Linked DNA regions of Mus musculus: regions 2 and 3 are each linked to region 1. The links are chromatin loops, found by intact Hi-C in ENCODE. Cell type or tissue: heart. All regions are shown on one strand.

The links. A loop is a pair of places that touch in the nucleus more often than their neighbours do. Peaks named below come from ENCODE experiments on the same cell type or tissue, not always from the same donor. Only the 100,000 strongest peaks of a DNase experiment are listed, where the experiment ranks them.
Region 2: it touches region 1 in a loop (4-fold over the local background); 12 of 42 quality-filtered maps call a loop at or near these places.
Region 3: it touches region 1 in a loop (3-fold over the local background); 4 of 42 quality-filtered maps call a loop at or near these places.

The regions. Positions count from the first base shown.
Region 1 is chr3:123,157,861-123,165,860 of GRCm38, forward strand. All of the region lies in intron 1 of Synpo2 (synaptopodin 2), which reads right to left. Among named protein-coding and RNA genes, the nearest start is that of Synpo2, 74 kb to the right of the region's middle. In heart, CTCF peaks have their summits at 909 (motif pointing left), 1,501 (motif pointing left) and 3,140 (motif pointing right); DNase peaks (open chromatin) are centred at 881, 1,531 and 1,721; H3K27ac peaks cover 6,410 bases.
Region 2 is chr3:123,097,087-123,105,086 of GRCm38, forward strand. All of the region lies in intron 4 of Synpo2 (synaptopodin 2), which reads right to left. Among named protein-coding and RNA genes, the nearest start is that of Myoz2, 66 kb to the left of the region's middle. In heart, a CTCF peak has its summit at 4,902; a DNase peak (open chromatin) is centred at 6,315.
Region 3 is chr3:122,980,571-122,988,570 of GRCm38, forward strand. Usp53 (ubiquitin specific peptidase 53) reads right to left here and starts at 3,877. Exons shown (of 16, transcript NM_133857.3): 1 at 3,712-3,877. In heart, no CTCF peak of the experiment used is centred here; DNase peaks (open chromatin) are centred at 3,831 and 4,101; H3K4me3 peaks cover 2,879 bases; H3K27ac peaks cover 3,472 bases.

The DNA of each region.
Region 1 (8,000 bases):
ACATTGTAAATGCTTGTTATAGCTCCCACAGGCTAACAAGCAAATCAGATTGAACATCCTAAAGTGACAAAGATATTTAAATCCGTTTTAAAATCTTATTGGTGTGGGAGGTTTCAGATCAACGCGTATGTCATGGCTTTAGGGCTGTGATTTGGGGAAGGAGCTCTGGGCTCCTGAGGAGGAAGGCTCACAGAAGAGGTTGCTGCTCAAGTAGCGGGGATAGGATCCACCGAGGGCAGGATGGAGGAAGGGGAGGGAGGGAGACTGTTTCCTGGAGACCTGGTGGGAATTGGGAGCACTCGGTTGGTAGGAAAGAGGAATGTGGTCCTTCTTCTACAAGAGCAGAGAACTTTCCCAAGGGAGGACAGCTTGGGAGATGTCTGCTGGAAGGTCCTTGATGGGACTCAAAGGGATGGGTAGAGTTTCAGATAAAGAGGAATCCAAAGAGTTCACTCCCAGTCATCGTTGCTACGAGCAGAGTAAAGGTGCTATTGGTCTATGTTCAAGGGAATGAGTTTGTTTGCAAGAAAACAGAGGGAGAAATTCTATAGATGATCAATTTGGAATAGAAAAGAGATTTTCCTGGACACACTGAGGTCTGGGCTCAACTGAAAAGTTACTTGGGGTTAGCATCTGCCTGCTCTCTGATCTGCCTGGGTCACACCCCAGGTCCTAAAGGACTTTGGCTAAAGGTAAGTCTTTAAGGACAGTTTGTGTTCTGCAAGATCCACGAAGAGAAATAAGCTGAGGGGTGAGTGTATAATGCCTTCCAAACAAGCAGTGACATTTGGAAAGAGAACTTAGACACACCGGGCACTGGCAGCTGCTCAGTTCCATCTCCTCCCTGGTGTCCCGTGAAAGCTATAAAAGGCCAGCTCTCCAACGCATCTGGAAGTGGGCAGGGCCCTGCCTGTGGTGGAGACCTCTGCTGGTGGGTTTTCAAACACAGAGTAGCGTGCTTCATCTCTCTCTTCCTCCTGCCTTCCTACTTGCTTCAGGCTTATACTAAAGTTACCTCAAAATATGAGGAGAAAAAAGCAAGCGGGCCTTCTTTCCTACCTGATGAGGCCATAGTGGGAATCTATCATCTGTGAAGAATCCAGTGTCCCAAGATGTGTGTAAGGACTTGGGAACACACTCCTGGTGTCTCAGGCTTAATTGTGGGGTATATTTTAATTTAGTGCTTTTATTTCTTGTATACTGGACCTGTTTTTAAAACTAACACTTTAATTCACAGAATAAATAAATCTCTTGGCATACAATTGGCTTACCTCTCATGCCTGCCTCAATTTTATCTTATATAAAAATCTATAGACTACAGTTAAATAAATAAAAATCTCCGCATCTGAATTAGAGCTGATATGTCAGAAGTGTCTTCTAATCGCTTACAGTTTAGTCCCAGAATTCCAGCAGTATATAAACCTCCCTGGGTAGCTCCTACTTTGGCTGGATTGTGAGCTCCTAAGACGGTGCTGCCCTCAAGTGGTCACACGTAAGAGCAACTCACAGTTTGTTTGGATGCAAACTGGGTTTCCAATTTGTTAGGTCCTAAACCAGAGAACTCTATTGTGCCAAGTCAAGGCACTTTACTTACACCAGGACCAAGAAGCTCTGAACACGGCTCCAAGAAGTATAGGGGCAAAATGGCCGACAGCAATGACAGCAGCTGGTTTTGCAGTTTGGAGCAATCCCTCCTGTTATGTGACTGCAAGGTCTAGGACGTGGGATATAACTGGCTTGACTTCATTATGCCATTAAGGAATCCTCAGGGGACCTCACAAGAATTCATGACATGGTGCTCTGTAATTATGAACTCAGAGAACACAATAAATTCTCCCAAGTGGTCACAACTCTTGGAAGCTCCGGCCAGGAATCCACATGGTTGCTCTCGGAGGAGGGTCACCAGGGACTTGCCCTCTGATGAAGCTCTGTGGGACTTCTTGTAACTGGCCTCAGTCAAGGACTTCTGATGCCTGTAATCAGCTTCCTCTCGGGTTTCCTCTTTCTCCTTGTTGAGAAAGGAGGCCATGCAATTAGTGGAAGAGCAGGCGAAGGCGTCTGCTGAGCTCTTCTCTTCACAGAAGTTAAGACAGGGCATCGGAATAGCCCGGCAGCCCGTCGTGGCACAGAGGGCCCAGATGAAAAGGAATACAATTTATTCTCATGTTCAAGTAAGTATTGAGGACTGTGAGGCTATTGGTCACTAGTAAATGTATCACAGACCCTGGTCAGAAGCAGTCAAGCTTTTGGGCTCCTGACTGTTCTGTAGGGGAACACTCTGGGAGCTTCTTTTCCTGTATTGGGGTATAGCTCAGTGGCAGAGCATTTATGTCACATATACAAGGCCTCGAGTCTGATCCTTAGCATCACAGGAACACAATGCTGGCACGAAATTTCAAGGTCACCGTGAAGGAGACGTGGTTTACTCCCAATGTTTCTATGCACTGAAAAGCACGCACTAGGTAACTGGTAAGAAGAAGAAAGCCATCAACAATCCTGGAGCAAGATGCATTTCAAGCGAAGCCTTTGCTAGATGGATGTGTGCAAACTACACGTGAACTGCTCCGAAGGCTATTAATATTTACTATCATTATTAAACAAAAACGCCTAGGGCAGTGGTGGTTCTAAACCTCTTGGGTCACATATCAGATATTTACACTTCCCATCTCTCTCTCTCTCTCTCTCTCTCTCTCTCTCTCTCTCTCTCTCTCACACACACACACACACACACACACACACACACATACTGATCTAACTTCTAAAGAAGCAGGTAAGGTAATTTTTTTCATGTAAGGTAATTTTTGTTGACATTTCAACCTTTTTTCAGGTTTTAAAAATGGATGGCTTTTTTTCCAAGTCCTTATAATCAGCTTTTAAGTCAGGAGCCATGCTAGCATACCAATGACCTTGTAGAAAGAACACCCATCACTTAAACTCTCAGATTGCAGAAAATCTAAATCCACAAGTCCATTGTGCTTATTTATCTTAAGATCCTGGATACTTTACTGTGGGGATTCCTCACACCGGACAGAATAATCTTTGTGATACTCTATTAATACCAGTAATATCCATAAATAGGCGGCTCTCCCTAGTTTGTGCTGTCTCAGCTTTTAAAATGCAGTGTTCCCTTCTGGCCACCAGGAGGCAGTACAAGCACTGTTAATTGACAATGTTAGGCGTTCATTATAACCTGGAAAGAAATTTCTTTTCTTACAAACTGTTTTCTATTTTAAAATCAACACTATACATGTAAAAGATCAGAAACACGCCTCCTTTTTAGTCTCAAATGTATTGGGGGAGCCTTACAGAGTTTTCAAAGTACAGTGAATTATCTATGTAGCATGTTAAGAGACGTGTAGATATAGTTCAATGTAATATGTAATAATAAAAAATACTTAAGAGAAAAATGCTGCACTGGGAACTTGGTCTAAAATGTTCCTAATCTACCAGGAACACATGTTACATTTAGTTAGTAAAGATTTTAAGAGTTTCGGGAGGCTATCTTAGGCCAACAAGTCTATGCCCACCCTACTCCCCCTTTAACTGACCTGGATAGGTCACTGGGATCAGGAACCTGCAGAGGCCAAGATATCTTTAAACACTGACAGCCTCACTCTTCTTGTCCTACAGAGACTTAGGTATGTGTATATGTATATGTGTACTTTGCCATAACATAATTCAAATTGCTAGCGGTTTGATTCATAAATCTAATGTTTTGTCACAGTTGAATGGTTGAGGAATTCTTCCCTCTCCTGGAAGATCCAGGAGTGATCAGAATTGTCTGACCTTGCCTGGCCTTGCCTCTGCGAAAGTTCATATCCCACTTAGAAAGGGGAGGTCTGCAAGTATGCTGTAGCGGTTGCGCATGCGCATAGCTGTCCCTCGATGTGCCTGTAGCGATCAGAGGACAGCTTTCAGGAGTTGGTTTTCTTCTCCCACCTTTACGTGGACTACAGAGCTTGAACTCCGGTTGCAATCCTTGCACTAAATGACTGCACCATTTTGCTAGCTTACATTTCAAAATTAAAACAAAACAAAACAAAAAAACCCTATTCATATCAGGTCAGTATAAGCCAGGTACTTCAAAAGTGCGACCCCAAGACCCAAGTGTGGTAGTATGTGTCTATAATCCCAGCACTTGGGCGCCTGAGGAGGGAGGATCAGAGTTTGATGCCAGCCTGGGCACCACGATGTGTTCGATGCCAGCATGAATTCATAGTAAGACCTTGTCTCAAAAAGCAAACCAAAGAAGAACATTAACACCACCGAAACAAAACACCACCACAAGGGTGGGTCTGTCATCCCATTTTCTCTTCCACTCTGTCCCCCAAAGTAGGTAGGGGACCCTGCTCCCCATGAGGCTTGCAAACCCTCACAAAGTTAGCTCCCTTCTTTCCTAGAATACCCCAGGAAGGGATTTTACTAAAAAGGACTGAAAATACACTCAGACCTTTGCAAAGCCTGGCGAATGCACCCCTCCCTTTCCCCACTGAGTTAGAGGTGTTGATATAACCCTGTATACTGCAAACCCTGTCAGGAGCTTCTGGTTTGACAGTGACCTCTGGGAGAAAAGGAGACTGGGAGATCGGCAATGCCAGAGCCCTTGCCTCTGGACTGGCTCATCTGTCTGGCCCCCAGCAGGTCTGATCAGCATTAGCAACTTCAAGGGCTTCCTGACAATCTCCTGACCCCAGGAGCAAATTCTTTCTTCTTTAAAGAACACACATTAGGCCCCCAATGGGACCTCTTGGCTTCATTTTCTGTAGCTGGCCTGCTTTGTTCTAGCTTCTTTTAGCCAGGCTGAAACCCCAGAGAGATTTTTTTCCTCCAAGCCCAGACTGAAATCTCAGAGAATTCCTCCAAGTCCAAACAAGGGAATGCTCAAAGATCCAAAGCCAACACCGGGAACATGGTGCTATCTTATTTACAAGTTAATTCATTGACTGTTACCTTTTTCCCACTAGAAGGGGAGGGATATCGGTTTGCCACTTATCTTTTTCATACAATGCATTTCCACTTTCTAAGATGCTACGGGTACACAGACACACTGAGGGTTTAAGTTGACTGTAGTTTTTAGCATTGCAGTTTAAGGGTTGTTTAAATTCAAAGGGGGTAACAGCTGTACAGGCTCTGCTATTATAAACTTTAAATAAAATGCTACATGTTTTATGATGCCTTAAGGACATGGTTAATAGCTGAGGAAATTATCCAGAGAAGTGCCAGAGCCATGAGGGAAAACATAGACCCTCCCTGGACAGCTGAGATCAGATGGTATTTTATAGCCCTTTTCCTCAGAAGTCAACGGTGCTCTACAAATAGCCTCAGATGGTCTGGTCGGCCAGAGAAGCCACCAAACCTCAACCCAAGGGCTTGTGAGGGAATCCGAACAAGGACTGGGTCCTGAGCATAAGGTATTGAGTGGGACGTGTAAAGCCAGCATGGTCAGACTCCAGGCCCTCACACAGTGAAGGGGAGGCACTGGTCTGGAAAAGCCTGGCTCAGGGACTGCAGACTCAGTCAGCTGCAAGGGTTTAGGGAAGCGCAGTGAACATCATTCCTCAGGGCTGTCCTTCCCAGAGCACAGGGCAAACAGCAGAGATCAATACAGAGGACAGGAGGAATGAATTAGCCAGCCACATCAGCTGGGATATCAGAGGGCTCTACAGTGAAGCTGGACCACCTACATTGTTGTTTTCTGAAATGAAATATCAATATTTCACAATATCCACTTGTGATGTGAGTGTATTAAGTCACCAGGTTAAGCTCTGCAAACCACTCAATGCTAAGTGAGGATGCGTGATTACTATGCCGCAGTAACTGGCTAAGAAGGGGCCAGATGCTCCTCTTTTAAAGACCAATTCCTTAAATACTACCATTCTCTCTGTAAATAACTCCGAGCTTTGTATGAAAGGACCTACTCTGCCACTGGCTTCAAGAATGCCAAGAACCGCATCGATCTATTCAACTTACTGTTTTTTTTTTTTGTTTGTTTGTTTTTTGTTTTTGTTTTTTATAGGATGCACAACGGGGACAAACCAGGACAGCACTTGATCAACTTGCAGGCTTCCTAAGAGAACTCGTAGAGGCAGAGCTTCCCTCATTCAGCTGTCCAACTAGCTCTGGGTTGCATAGATATTTTGGGTTGCTTACATATGCCTATATAACATATATGATGCTTATATATTATGTAAGAATATACACACTATAATTCTTATGTAATATATATTGCTTAAGTACTACTTATATGCAAAAGAAACCCCTCATTCCCAAACCAGGGCCATAAAAATGGCCCATAATTTTTTAGGACCCTGCGACCCTTGGAATTCCATAAAGCAACCAGCCCTCTTCTGGAGACTCAGGAGGTCACAGAAATAGTTAATCTGGCTTCTCTGTCACCCTGCAGCCCAAAGGTCACAAAACCAAACAAGCTGCCTTATCTTCTACCCTGCAGTTTATCCTCCCTAAACCCCCACTTCACAAAAAGCAGTTTCTGGGTCTGGCTTCCCCAGGTCTGCCTACTCTCCACTATTAAAACCACAACCATCTTCCATGGGGAATAGAAACTGGGTCTTGAGCTCTGAAAGGCGTCTTTGCTGAGCACCAGGCTAGATTAAGGTGAAAAGGAAATGCATTTGAACTTGACTTTGGAGGATTTATGGTAAGGAATATACTAGCAAGCAAGACTAGCAAAAAGTTGGAGCCTGGAAGAAAGTGGAAGGCCATTCAGGACCGGGCGTGAGCTGTCAGCGTGGGAAAGGATAGAAGATTGGCAGAGGCTCACACGCTGCCAGCGAGAAGGCTCTGCAGCGGTGAATTCAAACGGACCCAGAACATAAATGTGCACTGTGCCATCTCAGCCTTATCACTGCGCTCTCCTGTGATGCAAAAGCTTTCAGCTCAAGCGTTTACAAGACATTATCAGCCTTGTTTTCGTGGCTGCTTCATATGAGACATGAAGGGGACTGGGGATAGAGAGTGTGGGAGAGTCTGGAAATCTTGAACAAAAGAGATAAAAGATCCCCAGAAAGCAGGAAAGCCAAGCTAGAGCTGGTGACACCCAGGACAGGACCCTGGGTGCCCTTCTTGGCCTCCAAGAGGAAAGCCAGAACTCAGGAGGCCAGGAGGCCCCAGCTAGCACCTGGGAAAAACAACACATGTTCTACATAAAGGTTAACTTTCTTTGGCAAGAAACTTTGGATTGTAAACTCCCTTGAAGGTACAGGTTTTCTTGTTTGTAACAATTTTGTTTCTCTACGGTGTTAGTTACAGTTAGTTTTTGAATGAATACATGAGTGGATTTTTCCACAGACCCTTTTCCATTAGAACTGCTTTAGATAGAGGAAGGAAGAATAGAATGGGGGTGGGGGGGGGAGAAAAGGTGATGCAAGGGTGGGGGAGGGAGCAGGGGAGAGAAGGAGACAGAAAGTGGAAGGAGACTAGGAGAGGAGAGTTAAGCGTGGAGCCCTAATGTGTCAAACTAAAAACCTTCCTCAGCTAATATCTTCCCTTAATCTAATTGTTTTCTGCCCTTCTCTTGTCCTGTATGTTTCCTTTTAGCACCTGCAATATCGGGTGGCATTGGGTTGGGTGTCCTCAGAAGCCTGGTAGACAGGCTGGCTGATGGGAGGGCCTTTTCCCCTGCCGATGCTGCAGACATCAGCATAGGCGCCATCCCTCCTCAGGGAGAGCCATCTTATCACCTGACCAGACATGAGGTAAATGCCCTCACACTTCAAGCTCAGAGAAGTTCTGGCCTCCCAGATTTCGCCTAGGGGCAGGGCCCGGATGGCGGAAGAGAGGTTTCCTAGGAAGCCTCGCAAAAAGCTTATTTCAAGTTCTTAGGTCAGAGGCTCTGCAGACTGTATCCCGGCAAGGAAAGCTTTATGGACTATGGATGCCACTCATACCATTTAAAATGCTAATAAAAATGTCAGCTGAGGTTGGGCAGAGTGGTACGTGCCCACGATCCCGGCACTCTGAGAGGCTGAGAGACGGAGGAT
Region 2 (8,000 bases), 61 kb before region 1:
AACAAGGAATACACACTTTTCTTGAAGTCCATGGAAGGTCCTCTAAAACGTATCATATACCAGGACACAGAGCCATTGTTAAACAAATATCGGAAAGCTGAAATAACTTCCTATATTCTATCTGATCACAATGGACTAAGGCTACAAGTCAACATGGAGACAAAGCCTAGAACACATACAAACTCATGGAGATTAAGCAATGAGTTACCGAGCAGTGACTGGATCCTTAAAAAATCAAGAAGGAAAAAAATTTAAAATCTCTCCCAACAACTGGAGCAGGGCCTGCTCTTAAAGCTGATGCCGGTCTGTGGATCCTGTTCCCTAACTGGGAGGCCTTCTCTGGCCTCAGTGGGGGAGGATGCGCCTAACCCTGCAGAGACTTGATGTGCCAGGGTTGGGTGATACAGGTGTGGGGTGGCGGGGTGGGGGTTGGGGGGTGGGGGGGAAGGCTCCACCTTCTCAGAGGAGAAGGGAAGGGTGGATGGGGTGTGAGGGACTATGTGAGGGGGACCAGGAAAAGGGGGGTAGTAATCAGCATGTAAAGTTAATAAATAAATTGATATAGAAAAACATTTTAAATCTTAGAATCAAATGAAAATTAAAACATAGCATGCCAAAATTATGAGATACAATGAAAGCATCTTAAGAGGGAAATTCTAAGCATTGAGTCTATATTTAAAAACATCAAAGAAATCTTTTTGTTTGTTTGTTTGTTTGTTTGTTTGTTTTTCCGAGACAGGGTTTCTCTGTGTAGCCCTGGCTGTCCTGAAACTCACTCTGTAGACCAGGCTGGCCTCGAACTCAGAAATCCTCCTGCCCCTGCCTCCCAAGTGCTGGGATTAAAGGCGTGTGCCACCATGCCTGGTCAAAGAAATCTTAAATAACTTAATTATACACCTTAAAGGTCTGGAAAAAGAAGGACAAGTCTTTAGAAAGAAAGTAATAAGTTAAGACAAGAGTATGGAATGAAAATAACAACAAAATAATATAGTTAATGAAACATATTTATCTTTGAAAAGATAAAGACTTACCTACCCTTACCAAAGTAACTACAGAAGTGAGAAGAAGATCCAAATTAAATTAGAAACGGAATAGGAGCCATTACAGCAGACACCAGTGAAATTCAAAAAGCATTAAGTCTTACCTAAAATGGTATATCTTCCCACCGAATTGGAAAAATCTAAAAGAAATAGGTCAATTTTAAGATGTAAATGACCTACCAAAATTAAAACAAGAGGAGATCAACAATTAAAACAGATCTGTAGTAAGCAGTGGGATTGAAGCAGTAATTAAAAAAAAGAAAAAAAAATCTCTCAACTCAAGCAAATCCAGGACCAGATGGATTTTATCAGACCTTCAAAGAAGAACTAAAATCAATACTTCTCAAATTAATCCATACAAAGTGAAGAAACATTACCTAAGTATTTTATGAAGACAGTACTATCCTGATCTAAAAACCAGACAAAGATAAAGATGCAACAAAAAAGGAAATTAAGACCAAAAACCCCAAAGACCATATGAACATAATTGCAAAGGTTCTCCAAAAAAAAAAAAAAAAAAAAAAAAAAACCAAAAAACCCAAAAACAAACGTTTTAAGCTTAATTTAATAGCACATCATAAAGATCACATACTATGGTCAAGTAGACTTTATTCCAGAGATATAATTATAAAGTAATATATATATATATAAATAAATAAATGTTATTTATTACATAAATGGACTCAAGACTAGAAATTATAAGGCCATCTTGATACAGGGAAAGGCTTTTGATAAAATCCAACATCACTTCACGTTTTAAATCATTTAAAACTGCATTTCAATAATCTTAAAACTCGTGTAGAAAAGACTCTAAGTAGCCAAAGCAACCCTGAGCCAAAGTGAATCTACTGCTAGAGATATTGCCACACCCGGTTTCTACGCTGCAGAGGCAGCATAATAAATAAACAACCAAACAAAGCCCAAACAGTTTGGTAGTGGCACAAAATAGATGCATAGATCCACAGACTAGAACAGAGGCACCAATACAAGGTCAGGTAGCCACAGCTACCTGACCTTTGGCAAAGATAGCAAACGTACCCACCCAAAGCTGAGAAAAGATGAATGGTGCTTGGATAACTGGATCTAAGTGCAATAGTGTCCTCACCTCTCCCGTGCAGAAACCTCGGCTTCCCAAGGATTAAAGATTTGTACAAGACCTGAGAGTTTCCGCCTGTAGGAAGTATGGAGGACACTTCCAGATGGAGGCCTGCTTAAGTAAGGGCTTTCTGAATAAGACTCTAGCCCTTTAAGAAGTAAGTCCAATAACTGACAAACAGGACCCCATGAAAACACCTGTACATCAACTGTAGACGCAGCCTACAGAATAGGAGGAAATTTATTTATTTATTTATTGCTTGCCAGCTGCACATCTAATAGAGGATTAGTATCTACAATAGTCAAAGAACTCAAATACCTAGACTCAATAGAAAATAGGCTGTGGAGCCTAACAGAGAGTTCTTGAAAAGAAACACAAATGGCCTATAAAGATTCTAAAAAGCCTTCAACATCATTAGCTTTCAGGGAGATTCAAATAGAAACTTCTTAGAGATCCCGGCTGTGCTGACTAGTGTTTCCCCACTTTATACAAACCATCTTAGAGGAGGGAACCTCAACAGAGAAAATGCCTCCCTACCACCAGCCTCTAGGAAAGACTTTGGGGCGAGTAGGGGGAGGGGCGTCTTTTCTTGATTAATAATTGATGTAATAAGCCCACTGTGATTTGTACCATCCTTGGGCAGGTGGTCCTACCATACAGAAGAAAGCACACTGAACAAGCCATGGACAGCAAGCCAGTAAGCAGCATTCCTTCATGGCCTCTTCATCAACTCCTGCCTCCAGGTTCATGCCTTGAATTCCTGCCCTGAGTTCTTCCAGTGATGGAGTTTGACCTGAGAACTATACGATGACATAAACTCTTTTCTCCCCAAGATGCTATCGATCACCATGCATTATCCCAGCAGTAGAAACCATAAGACACACTATTAACCCAGTCTAGCTTTAAGAAATCAGACAAAAACATTGGTGAGGACGTGGCCAAAGGGGAACAGCTGTCCATGTGGGAGTGTAAATAGGTGAACCTGCTATGGGATTCAGGTCAGAGGTTTCTCAAAACGCTAAAAATAGAACTACCATATGACGCACCTGAAAATAGACCCAAAGGACCCTTGTTTCCTGCTACAGAGATGCTAGCTTATCCACGTTCATGGATGCTCCATTTAGAATAGCTAGGAAATGCAAATCAGCTTAAATGGCCATCAGCTAATAAATGGATAACAAAAATGTGGTGCACATACCTCATGGAATTTTGTTCAACTATAAAGGAGAAAGATGAAATAATGAAATTTGCAGGAAAATCGATGAAACTGGAACACATTATATTAAGCGATCTAATCCGGATTCCGAAAGGCAAATGCCACATGTCCTCTCTCATATGTGGAGCCTAGCTTTGACATTTTTATTCGTGTGTTTAACTTGGAGTTGCTGCAAAGGTCATAAAGTCAGAAAGGGACTGTGAAAGGAGCAAGAAAAGACACCTGCACGGACCTGGGGGATAGCAGCTGATACTTGATAGGAAAGGAGAAGAGGAAAGACTTAGTGTCCGAGGTTCAATCGTGCACAGGGGTGTGCGGACTGGGAGGGGAGAGGGTGGAGGTGGATTAACCAGAACAAAACATGCATGAAGAATCTTTACCGCAATCTACTACTGTGCATGCCAATATAAAAAAATGTATAATTGTTTTAGAAGGAAGTTCAAGCAGAAATACCCTCTGTGGGTAGATAATGCTCACACCAGGAGACAGGAGTTATTATTCAAGAATCTCAGTGCCAAGCCTGTGAATGACTGGCCAACGAAGTCCCAGAGACCTCCAAAACGATGCTGCAGATATGGCTAGAGGTCTTGGTTACTCAACTAGATAGTAGAACCCGATGGCTGAGGACACCACGTGCTTAAGTTTCAGAATATAAAGAAATAAATCTGGAACCGATCAGAAAAACTTCCTCTCTGCTAGCTACTTTCATCATGTCCGAAGTTGCTGCAGGCTGTGCAGGCTGCAGGGGAAGGCATCACTATTCTTACCCTGTGCTGATCCCTGTATACTACAATACTCAAGTGCCAGTCAAAGCGTGCCCAGTGGTTCAATCCTGGCATAACTGTTATGGACGTAACCAACTACTTTCTGATTGGGTTGGGGTACTCCTCTCCAGGAGGGAGTCATGCCTGATGTTGTAAACCTGGCCAATAATTCAAGGGTAGGGACTTCATAGGGTCTATGGAGGAACCTATTATTGCTGGTTTGCTAAATGATCATATGTCCAACTATCTTCTAAATATTTACATTTATGGGAAAGTTCTTTTTTGTAGTAGACACTGAATGGTAAATGCAAGGCTCGTAACTTGTCAAAGTGCTAAGAATCTGTGACTATTGGATACTCAGCCCTAAGGAGAACACCTCTCCTCAGGGGATAGGACGGAAGTCAAGTTAGAAAGGATGTAGGGGCCATAGGACAGGGAGGAGAAGTATAAAATCGGCCATTGCACTTATGGACAAAGACTGTGATTAATTCACTTTGCATGTCTCTCTGGTCTAAATGGTGAGGTTTTTCTTTTCTTTTTTTTTTTTTTTTTTTTTTTTTTTTTTTTTTTTTTAGTGACATCTTTCTGTGGTGGTCTGAATAAGAATGGCTCCCATAGCCTCTCATTTGAGTGCTTGTTCCACAGTTGACGAAACTGTTTAGGAAGGGTTATGGCAGAGATGTGTCACTTGGGTGTGGTCTTTGATGTTCCAAAGGTTCCGAGGTTCTTAGCCTTCTCACTCTCTGCCTTGCACCTATGGATCAGAGGTAAGCTCTCAGCTACTGCCCCAGTGTGGTGACTGCCTGTCACCATTCTCTGGCCATGATGGTAATGGTCTCTAATGCTCTGGAACCATGAGACCCCAGATTAAATGCTTTTTTTTTTAATTAGTTGCCTTAACCATGGAGTTTTAGCACAGCCATAGACAAGTAACTAAGATACTTTCTTATTTAAGAAATTTTGCAGCCTGATGGTGGTGGGGCACCCCTTTGATCCTAGCATTCGGGAGGCAGAGGCAGGGGGATCTCTGAGTTTGAGGTGGATCTAATCTACAGAGTGATTCCAGGACAGCCAGAACTACACAGAGAAAAGCCCTGTATTTAAAAAACAAAACAAAACAAAAAAAATTTCATTTTAGAGAAAAAGGAATTCTATAAAGTAGGTAAGAATTGTCAAGTGAAAAAGTAGGTAAGAATTGTCAAGTGAATGATCAATTTTCTGAAGTAGATAAAGGATAGGTAATTGTAGCCTAAGACAGCAACTTGTAAAGGCAACACAATGTCTAAGCCCTTCTAAGCATGGGGCCGGGGCGGGAGGAGGAAGGAAGTAGGAGAAGAAAACAGAAAACCCCCATAATGTGCATGTCTGAAGTACTTATGCATCTAATCTAGCCATTAAAAACCAAAAACACCAGAGAAGGAGTGGGAAAGAAGTTTTTAACAAATAATCGAAATGTTCCTCTCAAACTTCGCTTGATTTGTGGCTTGGGAATCATTTTATCCGGCCATGGTGGCTATGTTTAATCTCAGCACTCAGGGAGGCCGAGACTAGAAAAAAAAAAAAAAGAAATCATTGTATGGAATATTATTAGTCTGCCACTCTCTCTCTCTCTCTCTCTCTCTCTCTCTCTCTCTCTCTCTCTCTCTCTCTCCCTCCCTCTCTCTCTCTCTCTGAGATGAGAATGAGAGAAGAATTAGGGAATCTTACTTCATAGTCTAGGTTGGCCTGAACTCTGTTTCAAAGAAACCTGATAAAAAGAAGGAAGGGAAGTATGGCTAATTAACATTCAAAATGCTTCAGAATTCTTTGATTTAGATCAATAAGAATGTTTTGAAATCTCACTTCCAGAGAGATTTCAAATTTTAAGTTAGTCACTTTAAAAACCACTTTTGATTGGAGTTAGCAGGTCTAGGTCCCCAAACCAAGGGCAGCTTTTCTTTGACAATCCCTTCTCTGAGAGTTACAAAGATGCTGAAGCGCTCAAGACTGTCTTAAGTGATAAAACTATAATTCTGCTTCTGAAAAATATTTATCTCACCCTTGATGTGTAGTGACTGATCTGACAAAATCAGATCTTGAGGCTTCTCCTATCTTTAATAAAACAACAAGGACAATACTGGAAGTCAGTTGCTGAGCCACAAACTTTGGAATGGCGGTCTGGGAAGCTCTACGAGGGAGAAGAGTCTGCTGCCACCTGGTGGACGCTAGGCGTAATCACGTTTGCTTTAACACCTCACAGAGTCCGAGCAGGCCCACAGCCCTGCGTGGTTTGGTTGTCTTTGATGAGGGGAGCCTACAAACTATTAAGAGTCTTAAAGGACTGTTAGACAGGTGTTAGAAATGCGTTTTATAAAATGAGGTGCACAAACAAACAAGTATCAGATGACAAATTCCTGGCTCCCACCCAGATCTAATAAATAAGTATCCAAGGTAAGGCCATGCCAATCTTTACTCCCATGGAAATGAAAGTTGGAAAACGATGTAATAAAACACAAGAAAGACATACGGGCATGGTGGCTTATCCTGTATCTCATACTTAGTTCCTGACTTGCTTTGGTTTGAGATGCGGGGGGGGGGGGGGGGGGGGGGGCACTCATGAAGCCCAGGCTAGCCTCCAAATTCGTCTATAGCTGAGGGAGACCTTTAACTCCTAATCTTACTGCCTTCACCATTGCACCATTATGCTGGCTTTCAGCAAGACTTTCCTAATTCAGATTCCAGCGTCGATGGAGCTCATACTAGGCTGCCGTGAAGAATTAGTTAGCCATATCCAAACATTGACAAGCAGGTCAGGTATTCATCCTTGGGTGCTAAGTGTGGGAAAAAAAAAAAGAAAAGAAAACTCAAAATGGCAGATTCATGCCTTAGACTGACACCTGGGGTATCCAGGTTACTCAATAGTGGATCTTATTCTGGAGTGAGCAGTTGTTGACGGCATTTATACATTTGAAACACACTGGGGAAAAATGACCAAGGGTAAACCAATTCAAGACCCAGTTGTGGCTTTTGGGGTTTGGCTGTTTGGGGCCCAGTTGTGTTTTGTCTTTAGCTATGACTAGACGTCACACATGAAAATCTAAGCCATTTCTGTTTCATTATATCCGAAACAAAATTCCAAATCCAAGCTTGTTTTGATTTGTGATTCTTTTTTAAAGGTCGAGTCTTCTGAGCTCCGACTTCTGCTTCTGACTCATAGACATTCTAGAAGTACCAGAAAATCCACAAAAATTCCCTGGGCGGAGGTGGTCATGTTGACGTCCCTCCCTGCATGGCTTCTGAGGCTTGTGTCTATGCCTTCCCAGGCCCTGGGCGCTTGCTCTGTGGAGACCTAGATTTCAGTCTGGCTTTGGAAAGCAACCATACCTCTTAGGCAAGATCAAGTACTGCAAAACAGGTCGGGTCATTGACCCTTTGTCCCCAGAGGGAGTTGCAGCAGGCCTGGGGACAGTGAGGTGCAGTGAATGAATGGGTCAGTGGGTGTTGTCAGGGCAGGAACACACAGTGAGACTCTATCTCAAAAATAAAAGGGTTTGTGTGCGTGTGTGTGTGTGTGTGTGTGTGTGTGTGTGCACCTCTGTGTGCTGAGAGAGTATTTGCATCATCTCGGGTAATCCCACATGGAATTTACTTAAGAGGTGATTATCTTTTGATCATACCAAATCAAACCAGTCCCTTTTTCCTCCCCAGCATCAGGGATGGATCCTGGAACCTCATATTTTCTGGGCAAGCACTGTACTGTTGAGCAATGCCCTGTCCCCAAATCACAGCTTCTTAATTCCTAATTTTGCGGGAATTTTTGTCACTCGGTATTATTGTCACTAAATTTGAGGGTTTTCTTTTGTTCTTTCTCACGGATCTCCGTTTTCTCTTGGTCCTCTACGGTC
Region 3 (8,000 bases), 180 kb before region 1:
GATGGCTTACCTATCTTCACATTCCCTTAGTTATAATGTCTGTGGTCTACAGCAACACAGTGCAGCTCTCCGGATGTAGTTCAGGATGAAGAAAGCCACCACCCTCTGTCAAGTCAGAAGCGACTCCATCAGTGTGGTGTGGATGGAGATTGATAGGAGAAAGGGAGGAGAAGCAGAATCTTACAGAAGGGAGAGTAAGAGAAGGAAACCGTCCACCACCCTTTCACCTTTGGACACTCAATGTAGGGGTGCTGGTCATGGTTCAGAATAGCCAGAAGTGAAGCTTAGAGGAGGAAGAATTCACAGATGGAAGTGGCTGCTCATTCCTACTAACTCAGCACTAAGAAGGCTAAAATATACTAAGGAGGCTAAAGCATTGGGTTTGAAGCCAGCTTAGGCTACAGAGCAAATTCCAGAGCATACCGAATTATAGAAAAATTTTGTCTCAAAACGTGACCCATCCAAAAAAGAAAAATTTCTGACATGATTATCTAACACTTTACTAATATTTGAATCTCTAGTATCTAGTACACAGAATATGTTTTAAAAGGTTTACTAAGAAAAACCTGCTAACCCAAAGAACACAAATGCTAAGTTAGAAACAGTATTCTTGGGACTAGAGATGGCTGAGAAGTTAAGAATGGTTGTTACTTTCCCAGAGGATCCACATTTGATTCCTAGCACCCGCAGGGCAGTGCAGAATTGTCTGTAACTCCAGTCTCAGGTGATCTGCCTCTGGCCTCTATGGGTAGCAGGCACACAGATGGTACAGACATATAGGCGAAATACCCATCCAACAAGAAAAAAACAACAAAATACAATAATGTTCCTTAAAACTTTCCCCACCTTTAATTCTTTTTTTACTGCTCAATATGATAAACTTCATACTATCACAAAGATGTCATGCTATCTCAGATATTTATTTACTAGTGTAATTAAAGTTAGGGCTGAGGTTCTCATAGCTCTGTGGTCACAGCACTGGCCTACTATACTATGGGCAAGGCCCATGACCAAATTCAATGACCAGCACCAAAACACACACACACACACACACACACACACACACACACACTGGCACACGTAAAGCTTTGAAAGGTAGGACAGTGAAGGTTTACATAAAATTTTACTTTCCAGAATACAAATATGAATACATGAGGCAATTTGAGCCCTGTGGACTCTTCCTGTGGCCCAATACAGGCTCCTCTGATAGCATTTTTTAAAAAGAAAAATGTTACAAAAAAAAAAAATCAGCCACACAGAAAAGCAATTAAATTAAGATGTGATTCTAAGCCTTATATAGTACACCTATAATCTCAGGGCTTGGGAGACTGAAGGAGGAGGATTACAAACTGGAGGTTAACCTAGGCTACACAGGAAGACAACCAAGTACATAAATAACAAAATTATAGGCAAACACTACATTTCTTGTCATGGACCACTAAGAAATTGGCATACAAATACGTGTGTGTGAGTGTGTGTGATTCTTATTAAAAAAAGAGAAAGAACTCAATTACTTGCCAAGATTAGAGTGGTATATAAAGTTATTTAATAAAATTCCAAGAACTGAGCCTGGCGTGGTGGCGCATGCCTTTAATCCCAGCACTTGGGAGGCAGAGGCAGGTGGATTTCTGAGTTCAAGGCCAGCCTGGTCTACAGAGTGAGTTCCAGGACAGCCAGGGCTACACAGAGAAACCCTGTCTCAAAAAACCAAAAAAACAAACAAACAAACAAAAAAACCCAAGAACTTGTAAAGATTTATGAATGGTCGAGTAGTTACACCTATTTCTTGTTTCTATTATACACATACATTGTAAATGAGCATTTGAATAATCGTTGCAACACAAAGTTAATAATCTACCATACCAATACTACATGTGTATCGTCACTAATGTCTACCCTGCTTCTCCAGGAGGACACAAATCAACACACGTCCATCCTTAGCACAAAATCTCAGGAAGAGCCTCATACCATAGCGCACTATGTTCAAAATGTTGGCATGTGCAATATATAAGCTACCAAGCTTTCTGTAGATTGTCGTTAGGGTCTGTAATTAGGTCACACCTTATAGTTAAAGCTGTGAAATAACAAGACTGCTTAGTATCTCAGTAACTCACCTTTGCCAGCTAACTTCAACGACCACTGTACGGAGAGAAGACGAGTTTTCAGAAAGTTGTAGAGTCAAGCAAAGTCCTTGATTCATTCCTTCTACAACTACAGACTTCCAACATAATGGAGCTGGTGTCTAATGAAGTTAGCATCTAAAAGTGCACATCACCCCTTAAAATAGATCAGATTTCTTGTCATTTTTAAACTTTATTCTGTTAAAACAAACTTCTAAGCCACTGTACACCAAAACTGCATTTTTCGACACTACATAGTGAAAATAAACTTCTGAAATTAAACAATATAAGAAATATTTTGAATCAGAGCACATAGTGAAACTGTAAGGGCATTGTGTGTGTGTGTGGGGGGGGGTGCTTTCTTACTAAAGGGCAAGAATAAGTAGAAAATGTGTCCTACCACTAAAATGGCACTTTTATTTAAAAAAAAAAAGTGACGCCTTTAAAGTAATAAACTGTTAGTGCCACGTATCATGAGTTCGATAGACAACTTTATAAATAAAAAAAAAAATCCTAAGGAAAAGGCTTGTTTGGAGGGTCTCTTGTTTTTTATCCTTTGGGAAAAATACTTAATACATTGATTCGATTTACAAACTAAACAAATCACTTCTGTAAGTTTATAGCAAGTTGTCCAAAGGAGCTCACTTTAAAAGTCTCTAAAAGATAAGTCAAAAACCTTATTTTCCATACAACTCTTGCCCGCAGAAAATCTATTAGGAATTCTTCTGACAATAGCAGATAAATCACACATTACTTTTGAAGACCCTTTCTTCACTATTTTTTTTTTCCTTTTTTCTTTAACAGAATAGGATGAGGGATCTCTGCCTCGACCATCATCGACACAGAATTGAAAACAACAGAAAATAAAACTGACAAGTTATCAATGTCACCAATCCATTCTATCATAACTTCGTGTCAGCACTGGCTCCACCTTTTAAAGGTGAAAATCAGCGTGCCTGGTCTTAAACAAGCTCCAGGGCTCACCACAGAGAACTTAGGTTTACTGCCCATGTACCTCAAAAGTAGCCTTGAAAATATATTTGGAGGAAAGAATATGTTTCCAGCTATGGAAGACCGCAAGCAGATAAGGACGTGCAGTACGTTTTTGCAAGCATTTATCGGGATCTGCACGGAGAAAACAAACCCCAGGAGAATAACAAAACCTCAAAACAGGCTCAGATTGCAGGGCTTCACATCCTCCCGGTTACACCTGCGCAGGCACTTCCTGTTCCCCCGCGCCGCCGGCGAGTAGTTTGGTAATTGTACCGTAAACCGCCGTTTAGAAGCTAAACATTAACTCCGTCCGTCTGTCCAGCTACTGAGAAACCAACCAAGCCAAGATTCTATCACATCCAATCCAGTCTGCTCCGCCAAGGAGGAACGCCAATCACGCTGGAGCCCTGGTGAAGGCTCAGTGCTCCGGCAGCTGTGGGGCTGCACCGGGAACCGCAGGAGCCTGGCCAGCGCATCCCGACCCGGCCCAATCCCGCCCTCAGCCTGCGGCCACCCGGGTTAGCGCGCCCGAGCGGGGCCAGGCCGTGGGGACCGAGAGTCCTCCGCCCTCTGCCCAGCGGGGGCTCCCGCGACTCACCCCAAGCTCTACCTCCCGGCGCCGTAGCCCTTCCAGTCCCACTGGCCCGGCTCCGCCTCGCGCCGACACCCACAACGTCGTGACAGGCAAAGCGACACGCACAGGGACAGACGGCCACACCGCCGCTTTCAGCCGCCAGACCCGCGCAGAGCATGCGCGCACGCCCAAGACCCAGGGGCCGGTCTGGGCAGTGACACCTGCGATCAACAGGTCTCTGGACCCCGCCTTCCCCCGCGTCAGGACGCCCCGCCCCCTTGCGCCGGGCCCGCCTCCTCGTCTCGCCCCGCCCCGCCCCGCCCCCGCACGTGAGTTCCCGGCTTTCCCGCGGGTGATGCTCCCTTTCCGAGGGCTTGTGTGAGGCGCGAGATCCCGCGAGAGCAGGGCTCGGGCTTCTGCCCCGACGCGGGGGTGGCGCGCGGGGCGGGCTGTGAGACGGGACGTGGCGGATCGGCGAGCGGCTGCGTGGTGGGCTGGGGACTGCGGCGGATTTCCACGGCAGACGCGGGCGTCCCGCCGTCGTCCGCCTTGGTTGGCGGCTTTGCAGCCTGAGTGCGGATGCGCGGGGATCTGAGCCGGGGTTCTGTGGGTTTCAGCCATTGCTGGGTCGGCACCCCGGCGGTCCCCTTAGGGAGTCGGTACGGTCTGTTTGCAGTTGAATGGTGTCCTTTGGCGCGAATGTATTTTCCCTAAGTGGGGCTTTCGTGACCACTAATAAAACGAACGTCTTCATAACCGCGCTGACCCAGTTAGTATTTGTCAGAAATTTTGGCAGCATCCTCTCCGCGATGTGGAGCAGGTTTTGAGTTGCAAGCTGCTGCTGCTGCGAACCAGACTAGCCTTTGTCTGGGAAACTTTTATTTGGGATGATAATTAAAAGGAAAAACAAAACAAAGGGGGGAAAAAAAAACCTGGCTGATGATTAAGATGACTCAAAAAGGTAGATGTAGGTTTGGAAGACATTTCCAAAGCTGGCGTGAGTCATAAAAGTTGACTTAGATAAACTCAAAGGGGACTCCAGTTTACCTGAAGAAATCGCATGAGGGAGACCCTGCAGGTTGGTGGGTGACATGCAGTGAGGTTATTGTGTTTGACCCGGGATCAGTGAGAATTTATTATGTACCACATAAAAGAAGTAACATGAAGCCATAGACGCCGTCCTCAACATTAACATTAAAACCTCGACGGGAAGGAGCCGGAGAAACCAGCTCTTAGAAATGTAAAGAATTGGCACCATACTGTTTCCTCTCGGGTGCACTCTGTTTTGAGGTGTTGTTTAATATATCTTCTGTCACCTCTTTCCCCTTCAGCTATATTGTGTATTCTCGGATGTATTTTACATGAGTGCCTTAAATATGTCTTAAAAATAGACCAAGGAACAAGCAGTCCAGGTTTAGTTATGTTAATGTCCTACTCTTGACGTAACAAGATCTGAACGCCTTGTTCCCCCAGGAAAAAAAAAAAATGGTAGTTAGGAAGGTCACAGTGTGGTTGTATTAACTCAGAATTACTGTTCCTCGATGTGAGGTGAATGTTGGGGGTTAGATTCAAACAGTCCCTGGGTGAGCAGACCTAAATTATGAAGGAACCATCTTCACCACATTGGTTAAGGGTTCCTACAAGGGAGTAGCTTTGGTGTGTCAGAGAATACACTAGATCATCTAGGTGAAGCCCAGCACTTCCTAGTACCAGCATACCTCTTTCTGATAACTCAGACTGAGGAATGTACTACCCTGTGGCTAAATTCCTGCCTCTGAGGACTGGTAGGAGTAGCAACTTTCTGTCCAGAGGAGCGGGGATCCAGTAGTTCCTGGAAGTCATTATAGCTAGGTGTGGTAAGTCATGGCTGATGGGGTGGGGTACTGTGAAATGCAACAAGGAGAAAAAGCAGCTAAGAGATTGAGGCAAAATTAGATGTTAGGCGAAGTCTTTTACCTATAAAAACATTCATGAGGAGGTCTGACAAGCAATTGCATATTAACTAAGCCCTAGAGAGCAAGAACTATCTTTTTTTTTTTCACTGAAGTTCTAGGGCATAGTTGAGTCTGGCTGCTATGAAATCAAAACAGTCCTTTGGGGAGTGAGGCGGATTATAGGAAAGATCGGGAAAAGATGCAAGAGACAGATATGGGAGGGCTGCTGGTTATTATCACACCAGCAGGGAGTGTATGTCTCATAGCCTTTTTATACCAGTACCTTGGGAAGCAAAGCCACAAGCTAACAAACAATTTGCTGTTCCCATCCAAAACCCTCCCTATTCCTCCCACCTAGGTCAATAGAATCTTCAGCCTCTCGCCTTGAACTTCAAGTGTATCTCCTCTTATCTTTCCATGCCTCAGCAGGCCAGGAAATCTGCCAACAGACCTGACCTGCCTTGACCCTGCCTAAAAGGCAGATTTTTCTCTGCTTCAGAGAAGCAGCAAAAGGCTCCCAACCATTAAGTATCTGGCACCAGTGTTTAACAAATACATGTTTAGTGAATGGGATGAAAAGTTGTAGTTGATTTTGTTTGTTAGAATTGATAAAACTGTTTAGGCAAAAATTAGAGCTACTGGGGATGTGTGAAGGAAGACATGTGCCTGTTCAAAGTAAAATAAGGCTAGCGTGGGCTTGGTGTAATGGGGGCCCTTGTAGGTTCTTGAATGGCATGATTAGTTTGGAGTGTGACCAAGAGTTAGAGAGGAAACTAAAGCTAAGTAAGAAGAGATTTTTCAGACCATGACTCAGGGATGAGCCTTAGAACACTCTAGTCAAAACCAGTTCCTCCATGTATATCTCGGTTTCTGTGACATAATCCTTTCCATGACGTTCCTCCTAGTTCGTCAGTGTTTCCTCTCACTTTACAGGGATTTAAACGATTACTTCCATTTGTTTATCTGTGTAGTGTGCACACGTGCTGTATACCACGCGCGTGGAGGTGAGAGGGGAACTTGTAGAAGTCTAGAAGTCGGTTTTCTCCTTCCATGTGTGTCCCAGGGATGGAACTTGGGCCGTCGGGCTTGGCAGCAAGTGCCTTTACCTATGGAACTCTCTTGCTGCCCTTCCTCAACCAAGTTTAAACGATAATATGCCTTACTGTAAATTATAAGGTCTCATTTATTCTCAGGATATTAAATCCTTCAGAGTATATTCATGTTAGTTCCCAACTTAAAATTGTTCAATGGTTTATCATTTATATGAACTAAAATCCAAAATTCTTGCCAATGCCTACAAACAAAAAATGATCTACAAGTAAAGAATGATCTCTTTACTTATCTAACAATATCTTGGTATCTCCTACCAGCCTGGATTTTACATTCTTTATTCCTGTGTACATCTCAACTAGGACATTTGACTTTATTTTCTGTATATTTCTCTCCTGTGGGACACGTGGCAGTGGTTAATTGAAAATTTTGGTTGTGATATTTGGAGGTGAAGATGCTACTAAACTACATAGGACAAGATAGCCTCCCACACAACAAAGAATCATTCAACTCCAAATAAAATCCCCTGCCCTTAGTAACAGACCCTTCCCACTCATCACAGCATGCGTATAATCCCAGATGGAATTTTTTTTTTTTTTTTTTTTTTTACCTATCTGTTAGGCAATTAGTGTGGGGGTGATTCTGACCCCTTTTCAGCAGTTTTCAGAGTTTACAGAAAAGGGCCTTTTTCTCTGATTGCAAAGCAGAATAGGAGTGTGCTGGAAGCTACTGCAGCAATGTCCTTTGGTATTTGGTGTCACCAGTCCAAAAGAATATGGTCCCTGAGGGTTATCTTTCCCTTTCAAAGAAGTTAAGGGTTGAATATTCGCTGTATGCCCCAGCCTCTGAGACGTTTTGATAAACACAAGAAGGTCAAGTTCAACATCCCTGGCATCTTACATAGCCTTCTTTGGCTTAAACCTTATTGGCTCTCCATCCCGTTCCTCCTAAGATTCTGCTATTCCAAGAACATTTGCTGGTAAGATACCAAGTGACTTAAACTGTGGCCTCCTTAAGTTTTGCTGATAGCTTAGCCAATTTCATACTCTTGAGTTATTTTACCTTGACACATTCTAATTTTCTTATTTGTAAAAACTAGGGTGAATAATAATCCATGCCACTTGATAATGCTTCAGATAAAAGCAACTACGTTGTAGTATTATTGGTTACCAATACTGTGTCACCTGATAGTGTGATGCTACACGAAGCTATGTGCTGTTTCTTGGCAGAATGCCCCTGGTCCAGACTCTCACTGTGTAGGGATCTGTTCCTTCCCGAAGGAGGGGAAGGAACCCATTCTTTCCTTTTTATGACTTTCTGTTAAGATCC